Regions from separate parts of the Homo sapiens genome. Here regions 1 and 2 are each linked to region 3. A link is a loop called in an ENCODE intact Hi-C map of the cell type or tissue named here. Cell type or tissue: A673. All regions are shown on one strand.

The links. A loop is a pair of places that touch in the nucleus more often than their neighbours do. Peaks named below come from ENCODE experiments on the same cell type or tissue, not always from the same donor. Only the 100,000 strongest peaks of a DNase experiment are listed, where the experiment ranks them.
Region 1: it touches region 3 in a loop (2.5-fold over the local background); 6 of 110 quality-filtered maps call a loop at or near these places.
Region 2: it touches region 3 in a loop (6-fold over the local background); 12 of 110 quality-filtered maps call a loop at or near these places.

What each region holds. Positions count from the first base shown.
Region 1 is chr2:165,466,004-165,474,003 of GRCh38, reverse strand. CSRNP3 (cysteine and serine rich nuclear protein 3) reads right to left here and starts at 4,306. Exons shown (of 7, transcript NM_001172173.2): 1 at 4,264-4,306. In A673, no CTCF peak of the experiment used is centred here; DNase peaks (open chromatin) are centred at 2,253 and 4,383; H3K4me3 peaks cover 4,600 bases; H3K27ac peaks cover 4,888 bases.
Region 2 is chr2:165,774,984-165,782,983 of GRCh38, reverse strand. The region is part of intron 1 of GALNT3 (polypeptide N-acetylgalactosaminyltransferase 3); the gene reads left to right. Among named protein-coding and RNA genes, the nearest start is that of GALNT3, 15 kb to the left of the region's middle. In A673, a CTCF peak has its summit at 3,737 (motif pointing right); a DNase peak (open chromatin) is centred at 3,773.
Region 3 is chr2:165,398,173-165,406,172 of GRCh38, reverse strand. No RefSeq gene overlaps it. Among named protein-coding and RNA genes, the nearest start is that of CSRNP3, 68 kb to the left of the region's middle. In A673, a CTCF peak has its summit at 4,691 (motif pointing left); DNase peaks (open chromatin) are centred at 3,812, 4,112 and 4,672; H3K4me3 peaks cover 846 bases; H3K27ac peaks cover 3,289 bases.

The DNA.
Region 1 (8,000 bases), 68 kb before region 3:
CTTCTTTTCAGGCCATGATATGAGATCATGAAGTTGATCATGAAGTTGATCTCGTATCAAAGTGATTTCCTTACTATACGTAGTTCATAGAAATAGCACTGATATTTATCTAGATCGTTATAATCTTGAATTAAATACCTTACAAGTTATATTGAGTGTTTTCTCAGGGCATGCATATTCAACAGTTTTCAGCTCAAACAATTTAGGCCATTATAATATCTGAAATCTAAGCAATTGACAGAGAAATCAAATGATCTGCCCAACTGATTCATTGAGATATGTGAAATATCCAAATGTGACAATTAGCTTGATAAATCCATTCCTTGCTTCTTCATACCAAATCATAATTAAAAAGCAATAATGCTGCTTTGAACCAACCCCCTTTTAATATCTGTATAAGCCCTGTATTAAACTATCAGGTATTAAATATATTAGTCAAAAATAACATCTGATTAATAATACCTTTGAGTTGTGATGTACTATAGTACAAATGTTAATGTAATTTTTTCATTTGACTGGATTAGTTTATGTATACAGCACAATTTGAATATTATTAAATCTGACCCAAGCTTTCTTACTCTCATGTTATTTCCATTTCTTGTAAATGCCACCCCTCCATTTCCAGCAATAAGAGGTTATTTGCCAAACTAGCATATTTCCATTACAGATGTAAAGTTGTCTACTTATATTATAGGGGAAGTAATTAAGTATTTTGTTTTCTTTAGTATATTTTGTGAGACTTTAAGAGGCCATGAAAACCCACCCACAATTCTGGCAAGCTACGTTTAGCAAAGAAAGAAGCATGAAGCAGTAAGTAGAAATGACTAACAAACTGTATTTTTAAATTATCTGTAGTTGAGAGTAAGCCTACGAAATGCATTCTCTTCAGGATCTTGACAAGCATTGATAATTTTGGTTGTGCCTTAAATAGGGGTTGTCTACACAGGTCACATAATCCATTTACTAGTCTATCTGATTTGTTGTTAGCTTGCTTTTTAATGTCATCAGTGTTTATGCTGAAAGTGCTGTCACTGAAGTGCTTTGCTCGTGTTAATTGATAAAAACAAAATACTTCCCACCATCTTAGCTTTTTTTGAAAATAACGTACTGACATGCCAAATTAATTTAACTTTAAATAATATGTTGGCTACATATTAAATATTTTAACACGTAGTTTAAGCATGTGGTGCTTTATTTGCTACATTGCTAACATTGAATCTAATAGACTAAGGTTAATATTATGAAAATAAAGTATGATATGTCACAAATATTTAAATGAGTTGTAAAGAGAAAATAAGAGTTAGGAATCTCATCTGAATTATAACAAAAATAATAGGAAAGCTGTTAACAGCTTTATGATGATTTTTCCTCTTAACAAATAGCTGAGAGATTTGAAAAAAATGGTGTATGGGATGACAGTGCTGCCTTTGAAGCATGTAATTTTATAATAAAAATGTTTTAAATTAAGGAATTGCCTAGGGTAGAATATGATGATAATTGTGATTTTTTTTTGTATAGAGAAAAGCTACATAAAAGTAATGTTTATTTTCAAAGAAAGCAAAAATGTTTCAAATAAAGCAAAAAGGATATATGTGCATTTACAGTGATTTATATTAAATTTTAAATTAATTACCTTAACATTAACACAAATAGCTTTTAGGTTGTTGGAATGTGTAATTTTTTATACATATTAAATAGATTACAAAGGTAAGGAAATAATTGCATTAATGAAACATGGTTTGGACGTTAAGTTTAAAAAATTCTTATTCTAATGTCAAAATGTGTATTGAATGCTCCTCACTATCCATAGCCTGGACATATACCAAGCTTCTCTCTTTATGATTAAAGTGATTGATACATTAAAAAATACTTCTTAATTTATTGTATTATTCATTATATTGCAAACCACTGCAAACATAAAGAGAAAAAGGAAAGAGTGTTGTGAAAAGGGGACAAAGCTGTATATAGTGAGCTCCATTAAAAACCTACATTTAAATCTTAAAAATGTTTGTACCAAAGGAAAAAAAAATGGTGATGCCTTCCCATTTCTCACTGAAAGCCTTACATGGTTTTCATTTGCCTTGTTTCATCCTTCACTTGGACAGTAACCTCTTAACTGTTTTCTTTCATGCTTTTTTTTTCTCTCTTGTCTCCACTCCAGCACACATTCTCTCTCTCTCTCTATCTCTTCCTGTGGACTCTGCAGTAAAAGCTACCCCAGTTGTCTCATTTTTATAAGACTTGCAGACGTCTGCCAGTGGCTGATAGGAAATGCTGATTGAGAAAGGGTTTATCTACTTTTCATCCAAAATATGTGAACCATTAAGGAAATTATAAAAAGCAGCAACAATATACTCTGGTTTTATTCAGTCCTCTCCCTTAGTGATTATTAAAAGGGTGATATTTTTAGCCAAAGAAAGCAAAATGCATCTGCAGCAGCTGGTTTCCAAGGAAACAGAATAATTTAAAACCATGTGGAACTCTGCTCTCTAATTTTCATCAATTCCCCTTCATTCCTGGAGGTAGCTTTACTCAGAATTTATAATTTCTAAAAAATATAGCTGCATTGATTTATTTCCTCTAATACATTTTAGGAGATGAATATCTGGTCTTATATATCACCTTGAATTTCAATCTTGGGGTGAGGGGTGGATTAATTTCAACCATTGTTTTGCTTAAAAAAACAAAATCGGAAAGATCCATCAATAATTAGAAACATGCCAAAATTTCAGTATTATGTAATAATTTTTGAAATCCAGAAACAGTTCAAAATCAACCATACCAGAATATTTACTTGGTTCATTATGACACTTAACCATATAAACATGTTATTAACTATATTTAGTACTTTTAGGAAATTTAAGGTAATTCTCAATTCATTTAGATAATCCATACTAATATTCAGCAATTTTCTCACTCATTTTAATTTTCCAAGAACTATTATATTTGTGTCTGTTTATTCAAAGACAAAATCTCTCAAACAAAAAAAGTACAATAAATAAAAAAATTTGAAAAACAATAAACAAAAAGAAAAACAATAGCAAAAAATATTTAGAAATTATATAGTCATTCCTATTAGTTTTGATTCATTCAAAAAGGTATTAAAATATGTAGGAACAAATTATTTACCTCATTGAAAGACTTTTATTTTATTATTATAATCAACAGGTATTAATCGATGGCCAGTGTACTGAAGTCAGTCATAATTCTTGAAAGTTCAATTTTAATGAGGTTCTACCACCGTTAAATGACCTGTATTTATGAATTAAAGTAAAGAATTAAGTGACTGGGAGTTCAGTTTTTTTGTATGTTTTTACTGCAAGTGTGTTATTTATTCTACATACTTAGAACTTGTCCCTTTTTTCCCTAAGGCAATATAAAGGACCATATTAGGAGATACAAGCACCTAGTAAAGTTGCTAAAAAAAAATTGCCTAGAGATATTATCAACAATATAAATGCTCTGATGGAATTCTTATCTAGATGTGTTTGACTGATAAATTAAACTACCCATGAAACATGACTGTTAAGATGCTATTTTTTACAGCAATGTTTAATCTTTCAAAATTAGGTTTCTGTGCTTTAAAATAAAAATGGCTCCATGTAAGTTAACAAGTAGAGACAAACCATTGTTTAATTATCACATAAGCTTAAAGTTTGCTGAATAAAATAATGCAAATATTGAACAACATGAGATTTATCAAGAGGAGTAAGTTAAATAACAGGGCTTAAATGCACACAAATCATTCATTCTAAATTAATGCTAAAAGAGTCTACAACCTGCAAAAATAGTTTTCCTAAGCCTTTTACTGTATTGTCAATATTAAAAGCCATCACATGAAATTTTATATTGTATATTCACAGAAGGCTCCATTTTCTCAGGACCTGTGGAATTTACCGAGGTTTTCTCATCCTTCCTGCGATTCCTAGTAACAAGCTTGAATTAAACATTTTTGAAGAGACACATGATGATTCATTTTATCTATTAATTTTGCTTCAGTGACACTTGCATAGAAAGTTATTTAGGATAAGACATGCCTCTGGTGATTGTTTTGTTTTGTTTTTAATCAGCTAAGGATTTTGCAGAGAGAAAGAACAGCAAGCTCATTGCAAAGCTTCCTCAAGTAATAAAAGGGACACACTTTCAGAAAATGTCCTCAGAATAATTTTCCTACTATAAAATTGTTTCCGTAAAAATTAAGAAGCATTCTCTTTTAAAGAAAAAAAGAATTCTCTTTTCTTTTTTTTTATTTTTCGCTCTTACCTGTAAATATGGTTTCTGTACTTCGGCTCCGTCAGAACACACTGAAGAGAGTACACTCCTCCCTCGTCTATCCATCAGGCGGCAGCCAACCAATAACAAAAGCCAGATCCTGGCATTCTCTAGCTCATGCTCCCTGCTTTGCTTCCATTTCTTGTTCCCTCCCACCTCCACTCTTTTAGAGGACGAATCCCTGCAGCTGGGAGAGAGGAAGCGAGTGGAGAAAAGAAATATGGAGAGAAAAGCAGAGATGCAAGATATTTCAAAAAATAGCTCCCAACTATGGAAAATGTCTGCAGATGACCTCAGCTGAAGTAAAAAGTCTTGCTTTGGATTTAGAAAAATAAAGTTAATCAATGCCTCACCTACCTGAAATCAAAGCAAAATGCTCATAGTAAAACCTAGGTAAATTGCCTGTTTTTTAGTTCCCACTGATTTTTCTCAGTGAAAAAAGTGTACCTCCTCATTATACATTTTGATATGCAGACAGAGGAGGGAGACTGAACATCAAGATGACATTTTGCATATTCAGTTTGCAAAGAGATAGAATTAAAATGAATCAACACCCTTTATACTTATGTTTTATATTATTTGCACTACAACCTCTGTTTGACAATGTTTTCATTCAAACGCAGTTTCGAGGCCTAATCAGTATGAAAAATATTTCATTCTGAGCATTAGAATATTCAAATATTTCACAGTTATGTGGTTTGCATTACTTCAGATTCCTTAAATGCCATCAATTTGTGAATAATGGAACTTATTAAAGATTAAAAAGAGATCAGTCACTTGGTTGCCATGCCTCAAAGTGACCAGCTGAACTCCAATTTTATTCTAATAAACTTAAACAAAAATCATTTCACTTCTGAACCTAGAGGCATAACATGCATTAAAGGACAGTTAAAGAAAACACCAAATTAGGATTTTTTAAGGCAATAAAGCAAATTCATCCAGTTTCAAACAGTTTAATTTTTAAAATACTGTAATACAAACCAGGGATCTTTATGATAAAAATTCTCTCAATTGAGCTTCCTCTAGTGGAGGTGGTCTGAAAAATTTCCTTAGAAAGACATATACAGTAGATATCACCACTATAGAGGTATGTACTGGCTACTTGAGGTATTTATAAGCCTTGCTCTTCAATTTCTTAAATCAGTAATGTGTCCTCATGGGAATAAGGCCAAAGGGAGTAAAATTAGAGGGAAGGGCAAGCAAGCATTCTTTAAGAGTTACTGGCATGGTGGCAAATCATTAGTCCAGGAATATCTGTACAGGAAGGGCTTGGGGTGTCAATATTGTTAGGAAAGGAATGGCTGGTGACTTAAACTGATACTAACTTTAGATAGGAGTGCACTGATTTTGCTTAGTTTGCACTGTTATTTAGAGTAGCTTTGGGAGGCTCTGCTAAAGATTATGGGGAAGACTAAACTATCGCTTATTCCCACCGCCAAGTCCTCTGTTGTGAAAAATGCTTTCAAAGCCTTTGTGGTCCTATTGCTAGGAATAACTGGAGGAATCCCTAGGACAGACAGCATTTTTAGAAATAGTTGTTCGGGGCCATCTTCATCAGAACCACTAGGGGAAGATTCATTAAAAATGCAGGTTCATGGGCCTCCTCCAGATTTAATGAATAAGCATTTGAGGAGTTTCTGACTCAGCATTTTTAGCAAGCTCTCCCAGGTGATTTATATGTCAAGTGTGATTGTAGACAGAGACTTGTAGGCAAGTATTTGCAGGGCACAAATTCTAACCAGATTTCTTCTGTTTAGATGATGATGCCATTGTCTCAGAAAAAAAAAAAAAAGAGAGATTTAGAGATTTGGGAACAAAATAACAAAATTAATTTGAACGTTTTGAACTTTTTGGATATCCAGATTAAAATATTAAATAGTCAGTTAAACTCATAAATAAGGCTGGGATGTAGGTTCAATTTGGAACCCCCAGCATCTAGGGTTCGGTTAAAGTAATGAAAATAAATGAGCACCCTAAGGGTTTAATATAAAAATTTTATAAAGAACTCATAAAACTTAACAGTGGAAAAACAAACCCAATACAAAATGGACAAAAGGCCCAAATAGACATTTCTCCAAAGAAGACATAAAAATGGACAACAGGTTTATGAAAATATGCTCAGCATCACCAATCCTCAGGGCAATGTAAATCAAAATTACTAAGAAATACCACCTCATATTTATTAGGACGGCTGTTATCAAAATGTCTGCAGATAAATGTTGGAGAGAGTGTAGAGAAAAGAGTACTCTTGTACACTGTTGGTGGGAATGTCAACTGCTACAGCATTATGAAAAACAGTATGGATGATTGTAAAAAAATTAAAAATAGAACTACCATATGATCTAGCAATCTCTCTTCTGGGCATATACTCAGAAGTGGAATCACAACTTTGTAAAGATATCTGTATTACCATGTTCATTGCAGCATTATTCACAATAGCCAACATATGGAAACAACTTAAGCATTCATTGATGGACAAGGGGATAAAAATGTGGTACAAATACACAATGGAATATTATTCAGTCCTAAAAAATAGATCTTGCTTTTTGCCACTATGTAGATGAGCCTGGAGGACATTATGCTATGTGCTATAATCCAGACACAGAAATATTGCCTGGTCTCACTTATATGCAGAATCTTTGTAAAAAAAAAAATCAAATATATAGAGATAGAGAACAAAACAGTGATTACCAGAGGCAGGGACTGGGGGTATGGGAAGATGTAGGTCAGAGGATACAAAGAAGCATATATATATATATATATATGTATGTGTGTGTGTATATGTGTGTATATATATATATATATGATGAACAAGTCTAGAGATCTAATGTACAACATGAGGACTACAGGTAATGAAATTGTACTATGGGTTTCATGTAAAATAAGTAGATGTTAGCTACTCTTACCACAAAAACAACAAAAAAGTATAGCTATATGAAATGATGGATATGTTAGTTTGCTTCACTATAGCAAACTTTTACTAATTAAATATATATAAATATTGTGTTTAAGATAATATGAGGTTATGACATACATCGTGTTTAATTAAGACAATATGAGGTTACGTATGCCATATTTATATACATTTATTTTTTAAAAAAGAAAAACATCTTTAGCAGAATTAAAAATGCTGACTAAGAGACTCCACCCCATACCTACTGAATCAGAACCTTTGGAATGAAGCTTAGGGAGCTCCATTTTGATAACATTTTTCAGCTGACTTCCTTTGTACACTAAAGTTTGAGAATCATCACTCTAGGAAGAGGAGAAATAAGTTGAGAATGAAACTCAGGGAATTTACTTACCTTTAAAGAACAAGCAGAAAGCAGAATGAAGAAAAGATGCTTAGGAGGAACAGTTAGCGAGGAGGGAAGCCAGGAGAGAATGGTGTAGCAAAACCCAAAGGAGTAGAGAATTTCAGGAAGGTGAACGATTATGGTGAGGGCTAATGCCTTGCTATTCAAAGTGCAGTCCACTGATTCCAGCTTAGACATCTCATGGGAGCTGGTTCTAATGCAGAATCTCAGGCCCCACCCCAGTAAACTGAATCACAATCTGCATTGTAACAAGATCCACAAGCACACTCAAATTTTAGAAACATTGTTGTTACCTATGAAATTTGCAATTTGGTTCTTGGTGAACTGACAGTGAACAGTTTCAGTGGAGTGGTTGGGGTAGGGCAGGATGACTGCGGTGGTTGGAAAAACAGATGGAAGATAAAGAAATGG
Region 2 (8,000 bases), 380 kb before region 3:
TCTTTGGTATATGCCTAGTGGTAGCTAATGAATGAAATACGTAAGCAGTACTATAGCATCCCTTCATCTATATAATAGGAAAATCTCTAGCTCTGGTAGCAAAAAAGTTAACTTTAGTTGCTGCAATCAAGAGTCACAGCATCTCACTCAGTTTTCAGACCTAAGTCAATTCACACTCCCAGAGCTTTTCCCCAAAGGGACCTGTAGCCATTTACCAGAGACTATGCTTTGGGGAAAAGGAAATAATCAGACCTTTCATACTAATTCCTAGGGGGACCCAAAAATACTGTGGCCAACTGTTCAAAGTGGAGACTTAAAAGTGCTCAGGTAACAAATGGAGTCTTAGCTCCAGTTGTACTCATAGTGGGTCCAGGGGGTCAGCAGATCTAGCCTGTGCTTATTTCCCCAGTTCTTTAATGAATAATTGGAATAGACATACTGGGTAACTGGCAGAATCTCTATATTGACTCTCTAAACCAAGCTTGTTTAACCTGTGGCCCATGGGCCACATGCGACCCTGGATGGCTTTGAATGTGGCCCAACGCAAATTTGTAAACTGTCTTAAAACATTATGAGATTTTTTTTTTTTTTGTAATTCTTTTTTTTCCCCCAGCTCATCAGCTATCGTGTTAGTGTGTTTTATGTGTGGCCCAAGACAATCCTTCTTCTTCTAATGTGGCCCAGGGAAACCCAAAGATTGGACACCCCTGCTAACCCATAGAGAGAGGACCATGTGATAGGAGAGCTGAGTAGAAGGCTTTAGAATTTCCCCTTTCTTCAAAGATAGTAAATCAGAAGTAATAACATATCCCTGAGGAAACTCTCAAGATTGATGTCACTATCAAAGATTTGAAATAAGACTTGTGATATCTATCACATCCCCACTTAGCTCACTTATTTTGCCTCGGCAGAAGTTAAATGGATCTTAGAGAATGGCTGTAGACTCCCCTAAACTTAATTATTGGGTGACTCCAAATGTAGTTGCTGACCCAGATGTAATATCTTTATCAAACCACATGGCCCCTGGCATTTGGTATGTAGCTATTGACTTAGTTAATATCTTTTTCTGCCAATTTACAAGGACCACCAAAAACAATTTGTTTTTATCTAGCAGAGCCAACAATATGGCTTCACAGTCTTGCCTCAGGGCTAGATCAATTCTTAATCTTAATCATCGTAACATTTCACAAGTCATCACACTGATCCACTACATTGATGATAATATGCTGATTGTCTCTGATGAGAAGAAAGTAGCAAATACTTTAGATATCCTTGTAGAGCATATAAGAATTAGAAGGTGATAAATCAGCCCCACAAAAATTCAGCAAAACTTCTGGGCATTCAGTAGCCACTATGCTCGATAGGCTTTTTTTTTTTTTCTTTTTTGAGAGGGAGTATCATTCTGTTGCCCAGGATGGAACGCAGTGGTGGGATCTGGGGGTCACTGCAACCTCTGCCTCCTGGGCTCAAGCAATGTTCTTACCTCAGCCTCTTGAGTAACTGGGACCATAGGTGAGCTCCACCACACCCGGCTAATTTATGTATTTTTTTTGTGGAGATGGGGTTTTGCCATATTACCCAGGCTGGTCTTGCACTCCTGGGCTCAAGCAATTCGCCTACCTCAGTAGTGCTGTAATTACAGGCATGAGCCACTGCACCCAGCCTCAATAGTCATTTTTGAATTTGGGGGCAACATTTACAACATTTGAATATGCTACCTCAACCTGTTTACAGAGTAACTCATAAGGCTGCCAGTTTTTAATGATGATCAAAGTAGAAGAAGGCTCTGCAGCAAGCCCAGCAGTACAGGCTATGCTACCACTTCAGCTTTATGATCTAGCAAACTCAACGACTCTCTTGGTATCTGTGCCAAAGAGGAATGCTCTATGGAGCCTCTGGAAAGTGCCAATAGCAGAATCACAATACAGACATCTAGGGTTTTGAAATAAATATTTTCTTCAGATAACTGTTTACTTTTTGATAAACACCTTCTGACTTGCTACTAGGTAGATATTGAATGCATAATTATGGAGTGTCAGGTTATCATGTGGACCAAGTTTCCCATCATTATCTGGGTAAAATCTGACCTATCTTTCCATAAGGTTAGCGATGTACAACAGCAATATATCATTGAGTGGAAATAGTACATGAGACAGAACTAGAGCAGATCTGGATAGGACAAATAAGTTGCATGAACCAGGGACTCAGACTTCTTTGGTAGCAACTCTAATGGCATTGCCTTGTCTCTTTCAACTCATGCCTGTGGCTTCTTGGCGATTCCCTTAGTCCATTTGTTAGAAGAAAAAACAACAACAACAACAACAACAACAACAACAAAAAAACCCCTCAAACCTGATTTGCAGATGAATCTGAACAAAACACTAGTACTACCCAAGATTAATGACTGTGTAGCACTATAGCCCTACTCGTGAGTAACTGTGAATAATACTGGATAAGGAAAACTTTTCTGTAGGCAGAGATTTGAACAGTAAATATGGTTGTCCACCATGTTGGGAATGAGACATGCCTAGAAATACAGATCTATATTGGTCATCGATGGGTAGTTGTTAATGGTTTTTATGGTCAGAGTTGGAAGGAACAGGATTGGAAGATTGGTGACAAGGTAGTTAGTTTGAGGAAGAGGTATGTGAATGAACCTTTCAAAATGAAAAGACCCTGAAAGAATTTGTATCCCCTCTGAGTGCCCACAAAAGCACATCCATTGCAGAGGAGGCTCTTAATAATCAAGTGGACAAAATGACACATTCTGCATGTCAGTCAGCCTATCTCTCCAGCTGTCTCAGTGGGCCCATAAACAGGAGTCTTGGTGGCAAGACTGGAGCTGTGTATGCATGGGCTCAGCAACATGGCTTCCCCTTTGTAAAGTTGACTGGGATAGCGCTGCTGCTGAGTTCCTAATCTGCAGAATCCAGCATTGAGCCCCTGCGGGGATCAGCCAGCCTCTGGGTGGCAGGTTCATTATACTGGATTTCTTCCTTCATTGAGGGGGCAGAGACTTCTCCTCACTAGAATAGACAAGTATTCTACATATGGATTTGCCCTTCCTTGACATCACCAACATCTGTGGACTCCTAGAATGCTTAAGGGCATGGTGAATACAGAGTAGTAGTTAGTGTAAGAAAGAAGCCATAGATATTCATTATGGCCTCGCAGCCAATTATGTAAGTGAGGATTATTGTAGGTTTGCGTATTTTTTCTTTAAAAATTTTTTTTCAATCAGCTTTCTCAGGTTCAATGCACATTTTTTCTTTGCCTCTTATATCTAGGTTTTTTTTGTATATGTTAACAATTTTCTTCTCTCATTTTCATTTTAAAAATGTTAAATAGAAGCCGTTGGAGATCAACTTTCCAATTTAGGTAACAGAATATTTAGTGGGACTGTGACAGAATTTAAGGAGTAACTCAGAGTCACAGCAATGACTACAATAGCTGTTAGGACTCTATGTCTCTCGTTTTTGAGGAGATAGAACTTCTTCACTTATAAAGAAGGACAGTTAGACTTTGTTAGGTGAAATATAGAATTGTGTTGTTATTGTACAGGAGTTTCAGTGTGTGGGAGAGGGTGCATGTGGAAGCTGAGTAGTGAAAAGTGTAGACTTTGCTGCTTATCAGTTTACTGTCTCTTAGTTCCAAATTTACTGTATTAGCCTGCTCTGTAATAATGGAGCTGGGCCTTGTAAATTTCTTTTTTGCTGGCTCGTACAATGTTAAGCCTTGTCAGTAGAGGGCACTGGAGGGACACTGAAGTGGCTGAGGCTTCTCTTTCTGGTTTCTGTGATGCTCACTGGCTAAGCTCCTTTTGAGCATAGTTTTCCTCCACTGCTCACTCCCCAGTATGATTTTCTCCAGTACTAGGTATCTGCAGAACACAGCTTTTTCTAGAGTTGGTGTTCCCCACACACTGCACTTTCTTTAGAGCTTGATTTAGGCAGCAGTGGTGTACCCTTGAGACACAGACACCATGGACCTGCTCTGTCACCTAAGTCACTGCTCCCCAAACTCTCTCCTCAGATCCACACATGCCAAACTCGGGGCCCCACAAGACTGGGTGTCTAGGGAGCCAGCTGCCCAACCTTTGTCCCAGGCAGCCAGCCCAGAGCCGTTGTTACCTGTGTGGCACATGAAAGTTCACTAAACTCCTGCAGGGGACAACCTCTGTGATTCCAGATTCCCTCAGCAGCCAGCAGTTTTCCTCAGCACCTAGCTAGTTCTAGGGTTCTGTCCCCCGGCTGTGAATGGCCTCTTCTGGAACTTCAGGGGCAGATTTCTGGTAAGTCCCATGAATGAAGTACTTCTATGACTTTTTACCAGGTAGTCAAAGCTAGGGCATCTCCATAGACATCTCTGGATCTCAGCCCTGGTGAGAGGAGAGCCCTTCCTTGAACACTTATTTCAGCCATAGGGGGAGTGGTTGCCCCTTATACTGTATTTACAACTCCTGTATTCTTTAGAATTCTCCTTAACTCCCACTAGGCAATTTCCTGTTACTCCAATCCTCTTTTAATACCAGATTGTATTAAACTTTCTCTGTTCAAATTAGCATGTGGTTTCTATCTCCTTACTAATCCAAAAGCCAACAACTATGTTTACAAGGTAAATAGATGGACAAATGTTTTAAAATGCAGTGCCTCTACCTGGGGGGCAGGGAATACCAGTTACATGAATAATCTCTGGATCCACCTAAATCACTCCTCAGAATTCCTCTACTCTGTAGTATGCCATAAGTAATCAATGCATATCTTTCATATGTAATGTAAAAGTCATTCACAGGTGTAGATGTGGCAGGAAAGAGCATGTGAGCCCCTGAGTTTGTGACTCCCTTGACAGATAATGTAGTATCATAATTACTTGTTTGTGTCAAACTGTCAAGATAGAGTTGGCTAGCTCACAAATCAAGATTCTATCAGCAACCTTTCACATTCAGAGATGACGATGAGGGAGATGTCTACCTGACCAGGGGTAGCTGAGAAGTTGGATGTCTGACCCTGTCCTTCTCAGTATTGAAACCTGTGCCTCACGGTTGCTGATGGTTAACTCTGTCACTGAGCTTTTTGTCTCACAGCCTGCAGATATCTTGGTTCAGAAAGCTGTTCTTAGTTTATAACAATTGCAAGTAGTTTAGTCATCCACTGGTGGCATTGCCCAGCCACCCAGAGTAACTCTACTTTGCCTTTAGCTGAGATCTTTGAGGTATGTCTACTGCTGCCCCCTCTGAGACAGAATGTGGCTGTCTTCATGCAGTTTGCTTTGCATCAGTGTTTGTCTCTTGTCATACATCCACATGCCACTTCCTGCTCAGAAGAAATGCTGCCAAGAATGTAAACATGAACTTAAACATAATCAAAACTAACAAACTACAGCAGCAAAACACCATGAGATTTGACCCACCAATAAATGCAAGCAGAAATGACTTTCTGCCACTCCTCTGTTCCCTAACACTTTAACCAGTAGATGAGGGGCACATAATAAAACTTCTACCCAAGCACTTAAAGGTTTATTATCAGGGCAAGGTCTTTAAATTTTGTTTTTCTTTGTTTTGTTTTGAATTCAATTAGGAAATACAGATGATAGATAATGTGTGGCAAAGATCCAATGAGTTTTATAATAATTCACAATAGTGTACTTTTCTTAATCTATAATCTATATTAGGATATTGGGATGTAATTTTGTTTTTTTTCTGCTTAGTGTGGTTACCCCTAACTCTTTACAGCATGCCTTAACTCAGTAGTAAGGAAGTTTTGTATACCAAATTAGACATCACAGCAATTAAATTCATCAGGAACCAGACTTTAAACTTCTGGAGTTGTAATGGTTTATTGTCACAAACATGGAAACAAGAAGTGAGAGGAACCACTATCTTCTTATTTCATTAAATGTTACTTTCATGTAAAATTATAATGTTCTGCTTTCCACTACTTCAGAAAATTGCTACAGTTGGAATTTTTAGGTTAAATGAACAACTAATATTTCTGCAACCTATGCTTCTTCACCTAGAGGGACAATCATGATGGATCTTACCTTGATATTTTCCCTTCTCAATTTGTGTTTAAACAAGATCCCCAGGTGATTCATAGTCACTTTAAAGTTTGAGAAGCTGTAGTCTAGATAACTGGAAGCTACCACTTGTTAGTTAGATTATTTTAAATTTGTAAGATTTCAGATGGAAGCATATTTTTACCCCTGAGAATAATCCATTGATTTTAACATAGCGAGTGTCACAACCAGTTAAAATTGTGTATATTGCTTTAGCTTTTCACTTTATGAATATTTTTATTAATGACTTTTTGCAATGGCTACATATATACCAGGTTACAGATTAATAACTTTTTAAAACCAGGTCTCTGAATTTCACTCTTAGGAATTCATAAGAATTTAGAATTTAGAAGATCTCTGAATTTTTCTTTTCTTTTTTTTCTTTTTTTTTAGTTTTTAAAAACTATTTCATGATTTTTGACTTCTCTTCCTCTGTGAATCTGATCTTTGGTAATTAGCAAATAGCCATCTTGGATAGGTGTGTTTAAAGGTTTTAGAAAGAGTACAAGAAGAACAAACCCTTTATCTGCTAATCATTTCTAATGTGCAAATATGACATGTTATATCCTGAGTTTGCTGTTGTGCTGATTTTTTTCTTATCAATTCTCAAACTTCTGAGTCCAACTGGAAGTTGACTGTAGGAGAGATTTGTTTTGTTTCACGAGCTGTTTTTACGTAGGGCTTCCAATTTGGCAGGTAGTACTGACAAGGAACATGGCATTATTCCCGGAAAAAGGCATTAAAAATCCTGGTTTCATTTTACTCATTTATTTATTGTGTATCTTTTGGCTTATGTCTTTTATTGTTCAGGTATCAATTTTCCCATTTTTATGATTGGAATAAAATATTTATAAAATTATTTTACAGAAACATAATTTGCAGTAAAACCTCAGTGCCTCATTTATATCAGCGTAAATCCCTGAGTCTTTTTGGAAAACTGTGGGTCATTCTTGCCTTGGATTTTATCGTGTATCTCCATGTCTAAATAACTTCTATTCATTTACATCAAGAATCTATTTTGAAACACCCATCTTTGGCTTATTAGAAATTAGTAATGTGGTTGCCTTTGGACAGATACAACCCTTATCAGATGCTAGTTTTGATTTGCCCAAAATATTGTGATCTAGACAAGTAATTCTTAACCCTTGCTGCTTGTTAGAATTATCTGGAGAGCTTAAAGTAACAACAAAAGCAGAGTATATGCCCTGCCCCCACATCAATTAAATCAGAGGTGAAGCCTAAGGCACTTTATTTTTTTAAGAGCTTTTCACTAATGTATATCCAGAATTGAAGACAGCTGATGGAGATGCTTAGTGTTGAGTGTCATTCAGCATTAATGGAAGCCTAATATTGCACATTAACAGCAAAGTACAGAAAAGTCATAATGAAAATCCCATCAATGTTGGAATCTTTAAGTGATCAGGGTTGATAAGAGAAGATTAATCCCTTCAGAAATAGTCTGAAAAGATCAAAACATCATCTTCCTACTTCTAGGCTCTGCCTCTGTAAGGTTCTCAACCTCTTAATCTTCCATTTTAAGATCTACAATCTTATTTTCAATCTTTATTACTGAAATGGTGCTTTGAAAAGTTTTTAAAAATCATTTATTTGTAAAATATTACCCAATGATAGGAAGCTATTTGTAGTTTTTATGGTTTTTCCTCAGTTTTTTTTCTTATCGCCTTTTATTTAGGATATCAGTTCTTGACTCTTAAACATTTTATTTTAGATAATTTCAGTTAAAAGCTCAGGATTTTACATTGAACTTGAGTTTGAACAGAGTTAGAAAAATGCTGGTCTTAAACTGAACTGGCATGGCCAAGCCACTTAATCTCTTTGACTCTCCCTGTCTGTCAGTAAAATTGGAATTACAAAGGCTAGGCGCAGTAGCTCATGGCTGTAATCCCAGCACGTTGGGAGGCTGAGACAGGAGGATCCCTTGAGTT
Region 3 (8,000 bases):
ATATTGTTAATTGTTATCCCAATGGCTAAATACCAAATATGGTAATAACTCAAAACACCAAAACAAACAGTTAGTTTTAAATTATCCTCTCTAGCCTGCTGCAAGTTACGTTTTTTTTTTCAGCAAGGAAGAGCAAAAATTAGCCATATATAATCAATTCAATTATATACTCTCTAAAGCAGGTGAATTTTATCATAGGTTATACTTTAAATATACGTCTTCTATAGTTTAAAATATGTCTTTTATATTTTAAGTATGTTTAAAAGTAAAATGAAAAATATCTAAGAAAACAAAAGTAAAAAGTAGTCTCAGATATCATTTTTAAAAAGTGTTATAGAAATTTACAAATAATGTGGTTCAATAAAAAGTTTAAAAAATGATATTTTGCAACCCTTTCTTCTTTGTGGTCCTCAGGGTTTAAGTATTGTGAAAAATCAAAAAATGGTACAATTAACATATTTTTTAAAATCTATGTATATGTTCATTTAATGTTATGTATCTTTGTTGTATCTTTGAACAAACTAGAATGAGTTTATAAACTATGACTTATACATAGAAAACATATTGAATGCTCAACAAAATGATCAGTGCTACTAAATCTCTTCATGAGCCTTACAATACGCTCATCACTTTCTTTTACCTTAACCTATTTTTATGGAAAATTTTATGTTGTGGTCTTTTCATTTTCAGGTGGGGCACTGTTGTAAGTGGTTGAATGAATTTATACAAAACCAGTTCTCAGAAAATAAAATTGTCTGAGTTTAAAATTGCTTCCTCCTGGGGAGACTGCAATGTCTTAAAAGCTTAAAGTTTGAGAGATTTTTATGCTTGAAGTGAGAAAAGTACAGAAACAAGCTGATTCATGCACAGATGTCTCACATTTCTTTCTTCAGTCTCCAGCACTTTCCAAAAGCATGTCAGAGGTCTTATTTGAGGCATCTTTGGTGAAAATTAATAAAATTTTCAAAGAAACCCAAGCAAACAAAAAAAAAAAGAATGAAAAAAAGGATTTGTAGAAGAGATACTTCACAGAATCCAAAGAAACGTTGAAGAACCAGGTCTCAGGAAAAACAGAGGCTTTTTCAACTCTGCTATTACATAGTTAAACTTGCAATTCCCAGTCTCTGTGTCTTTAGTTCAAACAGTTAGTTAAGGAAGAGAATCTGATTGACCAGCTTGGGTCCAGTCTTCATCCCTGCTGCAATCAACTGTGAGCAGTAAGGTGCAGTCACACAGTGGAAGGATGTCTGCTGACTGTCCCTGCTATGGGATTTGGGGCAGAGAAAAGTTCTAATGGGAAAGGCATGAGGGCTGCACAAACTGCTACAAAGTCCAAGTTGTCCCAAACACTTCAGAAAGCTCATAAACAGATTTTCACTCCCTCAACTTTGCAGCAATATTTAATGAATACATGCTATATGTTTGGTACTATTCTATGCATGGGCATGGTGGAACAATACATTGGTACCCTCCCTATTTTGACACAAATGGCTGATTATTCATGAGTAACTGGCATTGAAGTCTTCCAAAGGAGCCAAGAAGCAATGAGTCTCTCTGGTTAGTGACCATCCCAAAGGTGACCACTTTAGATTCCCAGATGCTCTCTCACTTGTATAAAGACAAAAACTCAAGTTTTAATATACAACAAAGCGTTTGTGACAAGTCATTGTGCCATGGGACACTTAAATGTTCATTGGTTTGTGTTTGATGATAAGACTTCTTCAATATTCTGACACCTTCATTACTAGTTCATACCAAATTCTGGTCTCTGGCAGAAAGTCTAGCATTCAATATTGAGAAAGGACCCCTTTCTCCATATTTTGCAGTCTAGCATTACACCGGACATGTAACTGGGCTTAAGCAAACACTGATTGATTGACTTGGTCACTTTATCATTTCTGGTAACACATTAAATCATTATTACAAATGATCCTCAAGTAAGAGTTAAATTTCATTTCAAATGGTTATTCCAAATGTTGTGCATCCCTCCCAGGACTAACAAATTATGCAAGACCATGCAGGCAGGATTTAAAACCAACCTCCAGCAATGTTACTTTTGCAAGCTCTCTCCAATGTCTATATCTGCAATATCTTTACTGCCTCACATAAGGCTCTTTAAGCTTAACGTTGTTTTTAAGAATGTTCTTTTACTTGTTACTTTTCCTTATTGCTTTGTGGCTTAAATTTAATTCAGTTTTATGTTTTGCTTTTTTGATTTTTTTTCTTCAAAGTTCTGACTTTTCATGCTTGGGATTGTATGGAGTAGCCACTGTTCTTCACTAACGCAGTAACTAATATATGGTTGCCAGCTCACTTCAGTGCCTTCTTGAGAAAACAGTTATGTGCAAAGTTAAGTGGTGTAGGAATTAACTTACTGTGCTCTGTGTGTGTGTGTGTGTGTGTGTGTGTGTGTGTGTGTGTGTTTAATAGGATAAACTGCAAAAAAGAAAAAAGCTCCAGCAATTCCTCATATCCTGAATAAAAGAGACATGCCAAAACTATGACTAGATAACTTCGACTTGATTTTCCTACTAAGGTACTGGTAGAAATTTAATTTCAATTTTTAAAATCAGGCTGCTTGCTTCTAACCCAAACGTTCCCTGTAGTGGCACAAATAATGAATACATAAATGGATAAAAACCATTTTAACTTTCAATGCTTAGGGCATTGTCTGATGGGGAAACATAAGTTTATTTGTAGTACACATGAATGAGTATGCTAGTGTGAAGGCATAAAGTATGATGACTGGTAATACTCGCTTGGGTGATATTTGTAGCCACTGGACAGAAAGAAGCCTTGTTGCTCTATAATGAAGGGAGGGTTGCAGAAGATGCTTTCTTCCTGGCCTGTCCTGTGTAGCCATTACAATTTTGATTAGGATAGTCAGGTTTCGTCTAATCCAGCTATCTTTACATGTGGCCGACTCACCTTAGACCACTACCCTCTTATACTCCCCTCCACTTGAATGTGGGCAGAATGTGTGACTTGCTTCCAGCTGATAGAATACGACAAAAGTGAAGGGATTTTGCAAATGTAATTAAGGTGCTGAAACAGTTTGATTTTGAGTCAGTCTAAAGGAGATTATACTGGATAGCCTGACCAAATCAAATAAGCCTTTTAAAAGAGGGTTTAGGTCTTCCCTGAGCTCAAAGACTTGATGCAGTGAAACTCTCCTGGGTCTTGAAGAAACTAACTGCCATGGGTTCTAAAGCTGATGGAAACGAATTTTACCATCAGCTGCTTAAACTTGGAAGAGAACTCCAAGGTTCAGATGAGCTTCCAGTCCTGGCTGACATTGTGATTGCAGCCTTGTGAGACTGAGAAGAGGGCCCGGGTAAGCTGTACCCAGACTCCTGACCCAAAGAAACTGTAGGATAATAAATACTGGATGTGTTGTCTGGGCCTCTGCATGTGTGGTTATTTAACAATTGAAAACCAGTATGCTATAATAAATAACAATATCTGAAGATTATGTCATAAAGATGACAAAAGGATATCCATTTGTTTGTTTTTAAAATGAATAAACTGAGACACCTTAGAAAATATATACAGTATATGATTTCTTATATTGACTACAAAGTAGGTTCTGGTATACATCCAAACCTTTCTAAAGAAAAGCCTAGGATTAAGCTTATGTTTCTGGATTTTTGGACTCTCTTCCCAAGCCACGTATTGATTCTTGCCCCAAACTACCTGCACTAAAACGCCTGCTTCTTATTTTATGGAGGACTTAGTAGTGACATCATTCTGGTTTTGCTCCGAGGATAAGCTTTATAGTCTTTATCAGCTGGCTCCTGAGCAAGGATTTGCTTCCTATTAGTATGCCTTGGGAAATGCTGACTGCTGACTTTATAAATAACCCAAGAATGACTTTACAATGCTATAATTCTATGGATTTAATCAGATTGTTTTGGATCAGATTTACTTTAGGGACTATGTTTTCCTTGGCTAATTTTTCTGTTACATTTGCAATTTTGTTGTGAACAGTGGCAGAAACACATTCCCTTTGTAGGGAGAATAACTTATTGTGTGAATTTGGAGCTGAAAATAAGTGTTCCACACATGAGCATGCACGACACTTCCTGTGTTACTCTCTTAAAACCCTTGGCCACAGGATCTCTGGTATATGATGAGTTAATTATTTTATTCCTGATGCACCTTCAAGAAATGTAGCTTTACTAAGTGATGAATTATTTCTGAATTAGAGACAGAATTTAAGACACGTGCTGAGTTAGACAACCAAATTTTGCCGTGCTCATGAAAATGTGGATAAACACTTTCAAGACTCTCAAGTACTTATAGTGATAAAGTTACTTGAAACTCTCTATTGATATGAATACTTCAACACTTTGCTCATTCAGTTTTATGTTAGTCGCTGAGATCCTTTCCATTAACCATGTCTTTAGGTTCATAATTTGCTCATGTTTGTTTAATTTTTGCACTATGAGATCTATGCCCAAGGAAAGAAATCTTTTCTCAGTACAAATGCTTCACAAACTGTTTTTTCTTGAAGAGACACATTCAAATGTAAACATTATTTTTCCAGCAATGTTTCCAAAGTGGATATTTACTTTAATTGTTTTACACCTAAAATAGTTGCAAAATAAGCAGAAAATGTATTTGCAAGGCTAACTGCCCTTCTTCCACCAGCCGAATTTACGAGTCATGTTTCTTAATGGAAGCATCGCCCTCTAGTGGATAGGGTTGCAATAATAACTTACTTTTCCCACATAACTACCTTTGTGTGAAATTCAAATAACATAACCATTTTAAAGTGTACAATTCATTAGTATTTATTGTAGCCACATGTGCAAGTACAAGCTTTCTGTAGTTTCACGTTTTTATTACTCCAGAAAAAATCCCATAACCATTAAGTAAGCACTTCCTATTCGGCTGTCCTCCCACCCCCAGTAACCTTTAATCTATTTTTATTTTATTTATTTATTTTTTGAGACAGGGTCTTGGTCTGTTGCCCAGGCTGGAGTGTAGTGGCAGGAACAAGGCTCATTGAAGTCTCAACCTCCTGGGCTCAAGGAATCCTCCCGCCACAGCCTCCCAAGTAGCTGGAACCACAGGCCCCCACCACTATAACTGGCTAATTTTTGTAGAGATGGAGTTTTGCCATATTGCCCAGACTTGTCTGGAACTCTTGAGCTCAGGCAACCCTCCCCACCTGGCCTTCCAAAAGTGCTAGGATTACAGGTGTGAGCCACTACGCCCAGCCTAACCTACTTTCTATCTCTATTGATTTGCCCATTCTGGGTATATAAGAGTAATCACATAATATGTGATTTCTTGTGTGTGGCTTTTTACACCTCTCATAATGTCTTTGAGATTCATCCAAATTGTAGCATGTATCAATACTTCATTTCTTTTATGATTGAATAAGTCATATGAATATACCACAATTGTTTATTCATCCATTGCTGGGCACTTGGTTATTTCCATCTTTTTTTCTATTATGAGTAATGTTGTTATAAATATTTGTGTACAGGATTATATTAGACATATGTTTCCATTTTTCTTGGGTGTATACCTAGGAGTAGAATTCCTGGGTCATAGGATAATTCTGTGTTAAACTTTTTGAGGAACTGTCAAAAAAGGGCAATCAGGTACATCAAAATATGGTTTTCTAAAATATTGGCAGGTTTGTCAAAAGGTGCTGGTTAGTATTGAAAAAAATGACAATAGTTATTAAACACAACTGTGGTTCTTTCTATGCCAATTCTTTATATAAAGCCTTTCTAGAAATGGGAATGAGGTGATAATCCCTCTTAACATCCTGAAGACTGGCTCCAATAGTATGCTATAAGATTTATCAAATTAAAAATATAGGTGCATGTATTTGTTTATATTAAGGTAGTGTTTGAGTTGTCTGCTATTGCATTTTACTTTTCTGGTAAATTTCTCTCCTTTTCTTGAATCCTGTGCATCATGAAGACCATGAAGCCTTTTCTTTCAAAGAATAGGAATTCAGATAAAAATTATATCAACAATAGAAAAACATCACTCACCTTCTAATTTGATATTTATAAATCCATAGTAATGTCAGATTTTTGCATATTAAGACCCAGAGTTCAAAGAATTGAACAAAGTATGGATCCCAGAATACAAAGAATAGTATATTATGTAAAGAAAATTCCTGCCTCAAAGGGAAGGAAAATAACTGTTGCTAGATGCTGGAAAGTAAGAGAAAAAAATTAAGAGTAAAGGATTATATATGAGTGATCTGATTTTCCTCCCTCATGATTAAAACTAGAACTGGGGGTGGTGCTGGTGGTAGACGTTCAAAGATAGAAACATTTAAGGGACTCACAAGCAGAGGGCACGTTCTTCCCTTTACAGAACATAGACCATGAAAATTGCAAGATGCTGAGGAATGACCCACATTTAGCATAGCCCTGGAGAGCCTTGGTGCCATCGTGCAGGTACAGGAGGAGGCTAAGAGCATGGCTACAATGCCACATGGTCTGCACCTAGCACAAAAGAGGATTCAGAATTTCTTTGGAGTTTTGGCATGGGGAGGGGTAGAAAGCAGGGTATGAAACTGCCCAAAAGACCAATAGATCAGAGACATCTGGAAGCAACATTTAGAGAAGGAATTTCCATCAAGAGACCACAGAGCCTCTGTTTCTGATAATTTTACCTGTAGCCAGGAAATGATTCCTGTTCATGACAAAGCAAATAAAAGTTGTCAAGCAGAGTTCATGGATCTCTATAAGTCAAATCCTCCTTTAATCCTGTTGTTTAGTTCTTATGGATTTTCTCATTAATTAATGAGTTAAATGAAATCTTTGACATGTGGTCATGTGTTCATTTTCATGAAAATTATGGTTTTGGGGGTTTCTTGAAATTCTTTTTACAGAAGACAATGACTGTCACCTCAAAATGCTAAAATAGAAAAAGTATCTTGGTACTCATGTCTGGTAAAAATATCTTTCAAAAGTGAAAATTAAAAAATTAGGGGACAAATTCAACTTGAGAGAGTCAGTAAGAGCAGACCCATAGTAAAGGAAATATTAAAAAGAATCTTTTTTTCAGGCAGAAGGGAAATAATCCATAGATTAGTAGAAAATACAGAAAAGAATAAAAAACTAAATATTTTGGGAAAACTAAGTGATATGGTTTGGCTCTGTATCCCAGCCCAAATTTCATCTTGAATTGTAAACCCCATGTTCAAGGGAGGGACCTGGTGGGAGGTGACTGGATCATGGGGGTGGTTCCCCCATGCTGTTCCAGTGATAGTGAGTGAGTTCTCACGAGAGCTGATGGTTTTGAAGTGTGGCACTTCCTCACACTCTCTCCCTCTCCTGCTGCCATATAAGGTGTGCCTTGCTTCCCTTTCACCTTCTACCATGATTGTAAGTTTCCTGAGCCCTCTCTACCCACTGGGAACTGTGAGTCAATTAAACCTCTTTCTGGCTGGGCATGGTGACTCACACCTGTAATCCCAGCACTTTGGGAGGCTGAGGTGGGCGGATCACTTGAGATCAGGAGTTCGAGGCCAGCCTGGGCAGCATGGTGAAATCCCATCTTTACTAAAAATACAAAAATTAGCCTGGTGTGGTGGTAGGAGTCTGTAGTCCCAGCTGCTTGGGAGGCTGAAGCAGTAGAAACACTTGAGCCTGGGAGGTGGAAGTTGCAGTGAGCCGAGAGTGGACCACTGCACTCCAGCCTGGGCAAAGGGCAAGACTCTGTCTGTAAAAACAAACAAACAACAAAAACTTCTTTCCTTTATAATTACCCAGTCTCAGGTAGTATCTTTATAGCAGTGTGAAAACATACTAATACACTAAGTAAGTGTTGACTTCATAAAAGTAATAATAATGTCTTCCAGAGTTAGACTACATGTAAAATGAAAATATATAATAATAGTACAAAAGATGAAATGGGGGAAATAGAATAAAAGTGTTCTCATGTCCTAGCAATGTCCAGAAAGTAGCGAAATACTAACTCATTTTGGAGTTTAAAAAGTTAATGTGGCAATTGCTTGGGTAACT